2 separate regions of the Homo sapiens genome follow, and region 2 is linked to region 1. A link is a contact called in ENCODE Hi-C or POLR2A ChIA-PET data. All regions are on one chromosome and are shown on one strand. The core of a region is the stretch at or near the end of the contact, and the rest is flanking DNA. Distances in the headings are between cores, read along the strand shown.

Region 1 (4,842 bases), core at 1,276-3,775:
AAATGTCACAAAATGACCTTTTTTAATTGCCAGTTAAATGCTCAATGTAGACAAGGAAGGCTGTGTGTTTGAAGCAGACACAATTGCCTCTAAAGCCCAGAGTTAAGATTTAGAACTTGTAATGGTTAGCTGCCATAATATTGGGAGGAAGAAAAGTGGTATAATTAGAAAAATAGACCCAGAGGTGGTTCACTGCAGCATTGAGGACAAATGAAAGGAGAGAGACCCATGAGGAAGTACTCTGATAGCAGAGTAGTATGGAAAAAGTGCTCTGAGAAATATCAAAGAATCTCACCTATTTATGGTTCGAGACTAGGATGGTGGTATGTTCCACCTTATCACGAAGTTAAGCAGATCTTTGAAACCTGGAACTGAATTTGACGGTAGCACTGTTGTAAGAATGACTGCAAACAGAATGCCCGTGATTGTAAAACATGGAATTCATCTACCACCAGGTATTCATGAGAGATCCTAACCCATACATGAAATGCAGGGAAAACCTTCACTTACCAAAGGAAAAATGTCTCAATTTTTTTTACTTCTTCCCAACCCATAAAGAATATTTTGCTTCCTGTGAAACAATGATAATGGCAAATATGATTGAAATGTAATCTGAGAACATTTCTTATTTAAAATGTATCTTTATTCTTTTAGGCCTCTTTTTCGTGGAAGTTCAGATGTTGATCAACTAGGAAAAATCTTGGAGTAAGTAATAATTATAATTTTACACCAGTGTCCATAGCATTAAAACATTTACAGTGACTTTCCTCTGACATGCATATCATGTGTTTATCTCTTGTCTTTCTTACTTCAAGCAGCTGCTGCAGACAGTGTTACTATTTGTGTGGTGAGTGGAGACATGGTAGAAGTGCCGTTTTATGCAGAGCCCTAACTGCTCTGCTCTGGAAGCTTGTATGTTGCTTGTGTGGATCTTTTTGCTGCTCCTCTTTCTTCGTGTGGCTGAGCTCCAGTTCTTTTAGTTCAAATACATTTTCTGCTTGTGGTCATTTCAAAAGCACCCACCATCAGAGATGGGATGCCTGGTGACCAAGTACCCATCCTTGTCCAGTGAGCTTCCTGTCCCCACTGAGTATCCTTGGTCACCCAGGTTGGTTCTGCGTTGTTTTGTTTTGTTTTCCTGGGCGAAGGATGGTATGCTACACATCTCATTTTTCTTTGGAGCACCAAAATAGAAAATGAGAACCCTAAGTCTTTGGCAAAATAACTCTGCAACTTTGAGAAAGTCATTTAAAACACCTCGTGAAGGGCTTACACAGTGCCTGGCACATAGTAAGCACTTTAAAAAGTTATCTATTACTGTTACTATTAGAGTTCATCATTAATTATTTAACCTTTTATTTCCTTAACTTCATCTGAGAAATGAAACTCTGACTTAAATTCTCTATAAGATCCTTTCTTGTGCTCAAATTCTTTGGTTTCAGTTACATCGCTCCTTGATGATTTACATAGTTTCATTCATGTCTGCATGTTCATGCATGTATGCATTCATGTTTCTAGAATGTAACTGGGGCACTTCTTCTGACAAAGCATGCAGTGTGGCATCCTTTTTTGGTTTTTTGTGTTTGAAAGGCCCATCCAAATTGGAGTGGAGTAGGAAAAAAGTGGGAGTTCTAGACCAAAAATAGCCCTGATCTTTGGTCTGTGACATTTTATAGGAATCCCAGTGATTTTTATGAAATTCGAAGTCTGTAAGACTGAAAAAAAAAAAAAAACCACCCCTAAAGAACAGATTTTCATATCAGCACTGTCTACTCAAGCGTGACTGCTTAAAACAGTTAATAAAACTGGAACCTGATTTTGTTCTTTTAGTGACTAGAAGCAGCTAGACTTCTGTTAATGCCAGTGCTACTGCTGAGTCAGAACATAGTAGCTTTAAGGCCTGAATAACATTTGCTAGTTTTTTATGCCTGGGGGCTTCCTGGGTCCAGGGCAGGTGATGCTACTGCTCCTACTACTGACCACTCTGTACAGTGGATAAATTCAACACAAAGCCTTCATGTTACCCCTGCTTCTGAATGGCAAGTTATTTAATCACTCGATGAACTCCCATCTATTTTTCCCCATGACTGTTGAATATATTTTGTGTGCATGTGATCATAAAGAGGAAACTAGGGAAAGCAGACATACTGATGACCTTCTGTTAAAAGGAAAGAGAATCTTGACTAAAGTCAGCTTGCCAGGACTTGAAAGCCATCACCTTCTTTCCCTTATTTATACTACCTGACAGTTGTGTCTACCTCCAGCACTGATGTCTGCAATCTTGTTAACATTGTTAGTGCCCCCTTAGTACATGAGGCCAGTGAAATGGACCAGAAGGAACATTTGACCGGCATGTTTGACCTGCTTCCAAAGAAAAGCCAGTTCTGCTTTTGGCAAAGTCCTGACAATCGTAGGTTGCCAACAGCAAAGAAGCTGTAGAGTTCTATGGTTTGTGCCTTTAGATTTTACTTTGTGGTTTCTGGCATTGTGTCATCAAAATTATGTTCTGTTTCCTCTGAATGCATTACCTTGCCAGAGAAAAGGGACAATGCTGCACCCTAGCGTCACTGCTGAAGTACTTGAAAAAATATTTCTGTCTCCTCCATCACTGCCATTTATAGATTTTGTGCCCTGTTGGGCTTGCCAATATAAATGTCAACTTTTAAGGCTTATATTCAGCAGTCCAAATAGTGGAATTAAGTGCAAGCATTTTTAATGGACCTATCAGAATTTCACAACACATATTTGGGCCATAAAAGTTCATTCTGGACATGAAACCAAATTTTTTTTAAGGAAAGCCATATTCACATACTCTTTTTTATTTTTTTCTTTGGAGACAAGGTCTTGCCCTGTTGTCCAGGCTGGAGTACAGTGGTGCGATCTTGGCTCACTGAAGCCTTGGCCTTCCGAGCTCAAGTAATCCTCCTATCTAAGCCTCCCAAGTAGCTGGGACTACAGGCACAGGGCACCACAACCAGCTAATTTTTATATTTTTTATAGAGATGGAGTTTCACCATGTTGCCCAGGCTGGTCTTGAACTCCTGGGGTCAAGTGGTCCACTTGCCTCGGCCTTCCAAACTGCTGGGATTACAGCCACCCCACCTGGTCCATGTTCACATACTCTTAAAGGGAAAAACATTTCTGTGTTTAGGAAGATTTAAGCCTTCAAGTAATAGCAAGTATTAAAAGTGAAACAATAGTTTTAGCCTGTGACATCTTAGAGCATTTTTAAGAATGATGTCATAGCTAAATGGAAATAAAATATTGGAATAGAGAGAACGGAACTCACTCTGGACTCTGTGACTGAGCTTGCTATCTGTGACTTTGGCAGTTCATTTTATTCCTCATTCTCAATTTCCCCATCTATAAAATGAGACTAATAACACCTGACTTACATGTCTTAGGAAATTATTACAGGAATCAGAGGAGGTGATAGACTTAAAGTTTTATATATATAGTTATGTGTTTGTTTAAAATTTTATATAAAATTATATAAAGTTATTTGTATATGTACACACATACAAACAGAGATGTGCTGTTCCTCTGAAGGCTTTTGGCATTCAGTTGATCATATACTTGCAAGATGTAATTAGATGTAGATACATTCAAAGCCACAAATAAAAAAGATTTTAAATATTTCTAGGAGTTATTAATATAATCAATTTCTAGCTGACTGGTGAATATACACAAAAATATTGATACACATAGACCTGACAACTAAAAAGGAATGAAAGGAAATTTTTAAAGCTCTCTAACAAGCATTTTTCATTCCCTCCTCTGCCCTGTCCCATTGTATCCAGACACTTACACGTGCATTTCTTTTCATAATTAATAGTGGTATTTTTGGTTTTTTTCTTTTTACTTCTATTGTAGGCTGTACTATTGAACAAATCTATATATTGCTCATTGTCATTTCTATTTATTGCTTCTAGTAAATATGTCCATGAATCTGTCTTTGCCTCAATAATGTAGCTCTCTCAGTATGCCTGATAGAGGCCGAATTACAGTGTCTTCCCCAGACACCCAGGCAGAGAAGCCATGATGACAGGGTTATCTTCCCAGCTGAAGTCTATGGCCTGGGCTCCGTGTAGGTGAGGGAAGGGGAAATGAAGTGCTACAGATCTTGAGACCTGTACCACATCTTCCTGAAATCTGGAAGTACATTCATAAGAACACCTCTTCCTGGGCCTTAGTCCCAACAAGTAGAGGCCAAGCAGAAGACCCTAATGTGGGCCAGCACAATTTCTAACTGTAGTTAAAATTATTTGTTCCAGTATTTGAATAGCTATGTACCCCGTCCACTAAACTATGATTTTATTTTTGGTTCAGAGTTATACAGTCTGTGTGAGAAAGAAGTCCCTGCATCCTCTGATTTTCTCTGTTCAAACCTACTTACGACCTATATGTAAACTATAAATAATATCTATACAATGTATAAGTTATGTAAGTCCATTGACCCATTAATTTTTTAAAGAATCTTAAGTTATACATAGATACAAGCAGTTCATATTTTAAGTGTGGTAGTGATGTATTTCCTATGCATCTTGTATTAATAACATTTTCTAATTATAATAATAGTAGGCAGTGTATTGATTGATAATTGACTGTGTGTGATGTATATCAGGTGCTGTGCTTTGTACTTTAAATTATAAATTTATATATTACTATAAATTCAAATAAAGTATAACTGATCCTCATTACAACTGTAAGTTATTATCATTGTATACATAAAGACACTAAGGGTCATAGATGTTAAGTAATTTGTCCTTACCTGCCAGTAAGTGGCAGGTGCAGGATTTGAACCCAAATCTGCCTATTTCCGAAGCCTGTGCTTATCACTTG
Region 2 (4,842 bases), core at 1-2,500, 390 kb before region 1:
CCCTCACTGTGGCTACACTCAGTCCTTCCTTGGATTTACCTTGAGCCTTCCTGGTAAGCTGAGTTCATTTTATTGAAGCTCAGCTCAGCCTCAGCTCATAGCATGGGTGGGAATCCTGAACTCCGTATGTCTTTCCATATTCTGTCTCACTTAGTATGATTTACATGGTGTACCAGAGGGCTGCTTTCCTGTCTTTTGTGAGAAAAACACCCAGAACCCCATTTGTTTTTCTTCCCCTTGAAGGATTCTGATTTATTACCCAGAATGAGTTCTCAAGATGACATCAGCCTGTCCTTGAGAGCACGGTGCATGTGTGCTCCAGTAGTCAGTTGGGGCAGGACTGTTCTAAAGCCAAATACCTCTGTATCCTCGAGCAAATCATCCTGTTCACTAAGCCACCGTTTTCCCATAAGTAAAATGACAGTGATGGTATCTACTCTAACGATAGAGAGGTGAAGCTTTTGCACCTGAAAGGTAGTATTTTCTCCTAGCAGTTAATCCTTATAACTCCTTTAGCATGAAGACAGCATTCCCATTTGAGTGCAGGCAGCCTGTTGCTGTGATATTTGCACCAGAGAGTTTGACTTGCAGTGTCTAGAAGAGAGGGAGGCTTTGGGTTTCGCAGGAGAAAATGGGAAAAGGCCAGGCCCCAATCCACTGGGTGAAGGACAGCATTCTGACTTCCGCGGATGGTCCATTGTGTCCCCCCAGACAAGAAGCTGATGTCTGAAGGATGCACCCTGAGGCTATATGAGAGGTACAGTCAGGGGAGGAAATGGTACCCCTGGGAATCGATGTGAACATCCTCATGACAAACTGGGGAATGGCTTCCATCCAGAACAGTTTCCCTATTTGGTTTTCTGCCTTGAGAACTATATGTATAAAAGTCATCAACAATGCATGGAAGAGGGCTCTTTAAAAAACAATCAGGCTGAAAGTCCCTAGATGCTGCGGGCCTAACAGGCTCTCTCTTCTGCCTGCCAGAGAACACAAGCCCTGTCTGACTTCCTGTGAAGCTAGTCAGGGCAGAACATCTTTTCTCCGGATCCTCTTCTCAGCAGCAGCCACAGCAGTAAATCTTCAGAGAGGCCTCATTAAGCAAGCTCCTTTTTGAACTCCCCCCACCCTCCAGACCTCTTGCAACCACCACTGCCATCCTAGCATGTTATTATTTTTCCCTCCTAAGCTAGCATTTTCCTCACACCCAGCACCCAGGCCTCCCCACACAGCTCTCGCTTTCCTTAACAGACTCTTCAGCTGGAATCTCTCCAAAGGGTGTGTTCGTGCAATCAAAAACTTCCCTTTTTGTTTTATCACATCATTAAACATATCAGATAAGGCCCAGCAAAGGGAAGGGGGAGGGAGGGAGAGAAGAAAGGAAAAACGAAGGGAGAGAAAGCCCTTTTGGGGTTGGTTGATGGAGGATGGGGGGGTAGGTAAAGGGGGCACAGGAAGGAGGAAGAAGAAATCTTCACATCAGCATTTAGGACCATGCAGGCTCAGCAAACACAGACATACAGGTATCTGGTGCAGCCTCTCCCCATCTATCCCTAGCCCCTTCTCAGGAAGCTGCACAGCATTCAGGCCTATAGCAAATGACTGTCCCCAAGTAGAAAAGAACATATAAAAGAAATCAGACACAAGATACAGTGAGACACAGGACACCAGGACATTAAATAGTTAATTTTTAGCAAAACCAGATTGCATTTCCATCATGTGCAAGCAGTCAGCTGCTATTGTAGGTCACCAAGATACAACGCATTATTTCTACAGTTTGTGGAAAACATTAGGCAGCTGTAATAAAGTCAATGGTATTTCCTTCCTTACTGAAACATGACTTCAGTAAATCCCCCATTTAAATTGTTTTCCCTTTCTAAACATTTCTCTCCATCTGCACAATAAGTCAATAAAAGAAATCAAAAGTTAAAATGCCTAATGAAATTTTATCAGGCATGAAATGGTATTTAAACCAGAGTTGCCACCCGGGCTTAGATGGGTGAAAACTGACCCGAACTTGAGGGGATATAAAAAGCAGGGGGAGGGTAACAGCAAATTTCAGTGGCCTTTATGTATTGCAGCCACTGGGAAAAAAAAAATCATTCCAAGGAGGCATTCCATAAAACCAAGACTCTCTGAGCAGTTAAGATTTTTACAGGAGGTACATCATTTCTGTAAACCTCTGCATTCTTTTAGGCCACCATTCTTTTTTCTTTCTTTACTTCTTTGCACTGACATGCTTATTTTGAGATCAGCCTTCATCTGTGTACCTTTGTCATGATCCCAGGAAAAGTGGCAGGAAGAAAGCCTGAGAACATTTTTAAGAAGAAGAAACAGATGGGAAAGGCAGGGGACTTAATTCTTAATCTCTCTTAGAGAAAAGCATTGGATATTCCATGCAGACTCAGACAGAGTTTTAAATCAATGGGCGTGGAGAGAAAGCAATCTAGTATAAAATTGCTTATTTTAATAATTATTTTCTGCACCATCTTTGAGTCATAATAGACATATCATTTTTATAGGAGTCTGAAAAGGAGCCATTCAACATGTATGTGGATATTTTCCAGCCTTATCAATTTAAAATGTTAAACTTCTTTAGAAAAAAGTCCCAGAGTCCTCCCTCACACAGGCCATCCATGGAAATAAAGAAGCATTATGTCTAAGAAGGGACATCAGAGTCAGATCCTCTAATTGGGGGACATATTCAGCACTTCCAGAAAACTTCCTGGTTCTGTTTGTAACCAGACGAGTGTGTTTCAAAGTGATTGGGCTTACTGATTGTCTTGCCAAGAAGGAAGTTGTTGTCAAGCCTGCTAAGCAGGAAGAAGGCCTCTGTCATATACTGGATCTTGTTCATTTCTAATGGCTCTGGAAATCAGCATGGGAGGGTGGTTTTCCCACAGTATGTTCTACTCCACTGTTCATTAAAAAGTCAGCTATGGGAGTGCAGATTGCAGAAGAAAGGCCTTGCCTCCATTCAGAAACTGGCCAACAAGTATACAGGAAAGTATGTTTTTAAGTTGTGGCCAGCATCAGGGAACTACAATTGCAAACAGATCTTACTAGTGCCCACCCAACCTGATGATGTTAAAATTCCCTCAATCAGTCAAAGTGATACAATTTGCAAACATTTGCACAGCTATCAGGGCCTCTCTAGGCATTTTTACATCACTAAAGAAAACTGGGTCTGCAAATCTAGGAAACGACATGTTTACTTTTATTTTTTTTAATATGACTTTCTGTAAAACAAAACAATGGGCACTAACTTTTCCAACTTTTGCCTCTTCCCATCATAGCCCCAGAAATCTCCTAGTGTTAGAGATTCTATGACACTCAAACAGACAATGTGCTTCCAACAATGTATTTGTTGATAATATTTGGGGGGACAGATGACTGGAAAGAAAAATATGTGTAAATATTTGAAACAGGCACACACAACTCCAGGGATGAGACGCATTTGAGATTTGCAGATACACACCAGTCTCCCATGTTTAACAGCCCATCCACAAAACCCTAAGCAAGGCTAACCATGTCCTATCTGCACCAGACCAGATGTGTGCAGAATACCCGAGCAATGACTGACTGCTATGTGATTGAAGGAAGGATTGAAAACTTAAACTGAAATTCAAGAGGGGGATAGACAAGCCTGGCATAGGGAAATTCTGATGTAGGGAAATAGTTTTTGGACAGATGTGTCATGCAAACTGTAAGTCAACACAGTAGAGTCAGAAACAAAACCAAGCTGGATAACCATTGGAAACAAAAGGATAATGTTTAGATGTGTGCCTCTTAGAAAAGACTGCTGCTCACAAACCAGCTATTTTGATCACACATAGAAACCCCACTGGATACAGCTGGACAGAGCCAGGTCTTGTGGGCTGGATACTTACATAACATTAAGGCCCTTTTTAAGAAAACATTTTAAAAAATACAAATACAAAACTATGTGCCATATGCCTATAGTTCCAGCTACTCCAGGGGCTAAAGTAGGAAGACCACTTGAGCCTAGGACTCCAAGTTCAGCCTGGGTGACATAGATAGCAAGACCCTTATGTCTTAAAAAAACTTATGTATAGATGTGAAGATTTATTTAGAAGGGGCCTGTGCAAGTGAAGCACCCTGAGGTTTAAGCTTCATTAGTTTCCCAATACATTCACCACTGGTGATAATACTTTTTCCTATAAAATGAACGCTGCATGAATACAGTTTGGGTCAGTTGTGCAATGCTTAGAAAAGCTATAGCTCTACAGTGAGAAGGCTTGTTACAGTTTTACAAAGATTCATGTCACATTAGCATTTCCATATCATAAGGTTAACTCTTCATCGTGTCTTTCCAACCTGCAGGGTGGACACTTAATCTTGAGTTTGAGCCCCAACAGATGTCATAATCTCAGGATTATCTTGATTAGAAGGGCATGTAGATTTGTGCTATTGAGTGCCAGATCAGATCCTCTGAGCATACAAAGAGATAGTCAGAAGTTTTGCACAGAGGCTTTCACAAGATTCTGTTATTCTTCTGTGTTCTCCCTACCTCTAATCTTTATATTGGGATTTATAGTATGATCTAAGTATTCACGTGCTACTGGTACAACTTGCTGTCAATGAGTAACGTAAGTTGGTTCAAAATCAACTTCAAACAATTTGGAGAACTGGTCATTTTAAGCATTAAGGTATATTACAATTATTTTTAAAAGAATGTGAATGCAAAAACCAGTCTAATAATTATTAAAAATGATAAATTTACAGATACCATTAGAAGTAACTGATCCTTTATTGATGTAGACCTCCAACATGATTAAAGAGGATGAAAAAATTTTTGAAGCAAAGCTTTGTCAAAGCAAATAT

What was found. A loop is a pair of places that touch in the nucleus more often than their neighbours do. ChIA-PET counts read pairs that join two places held with the same protein, here RNA polymerase II (POLR2A). Pooled maps may share reads with other maps.
Region 2: a loop to region 1 is called in a pooled map, with 1.8 times the contacts of the local background. The contact joins two enhancer-like sites. A Hi-C loop is called at or near these places in 1 of 168 maps with a recorded cell type or tissue (endothelial cell of umbilical vein) and 2 of 50 pooled maps. POLR2A ChIA-PET finds 5 or more read pairs at or near these places in 2 of 52 experiments (BJ and activated CD4-positive, alpha-beta T cell).

What each region holds. Positions count from the first base shown.
Region 1 is chr7:92,618,899-92,623,740 of GRCh38, reverse strand. It overlaps CDK6 (cyclin dependent kinase 6), which reads left to right. Exons shown (of 8, transcript NM_001145306.2): 6 at 655-705. Among named protein-coding and RNA genes, the nearest start is that of FAM133B, 31 kb to the right of the region's middle. Within about 2 kb of position 2,525, at least 5 of the 41 ENCODE cell types and tissues checked have a DNase peak (open chromatin) inside an H3K27ac peak, as active enhancers do.
Region 2 is chr7:93,012,564-93,017,405 of GRCh38, reverse strand. No RefSeq gene overlaps it. Among named protein-coding and RNA genes, the nearest start is that of SAMD9, 100 kb to the left of the region's middle. Within about 2 kb of position 1,250, at least 6 of the 41 ENCODE cell types and tissues checked have a DNase peak (open chromatin) inside an H3K27ac peak, as active enhancers do.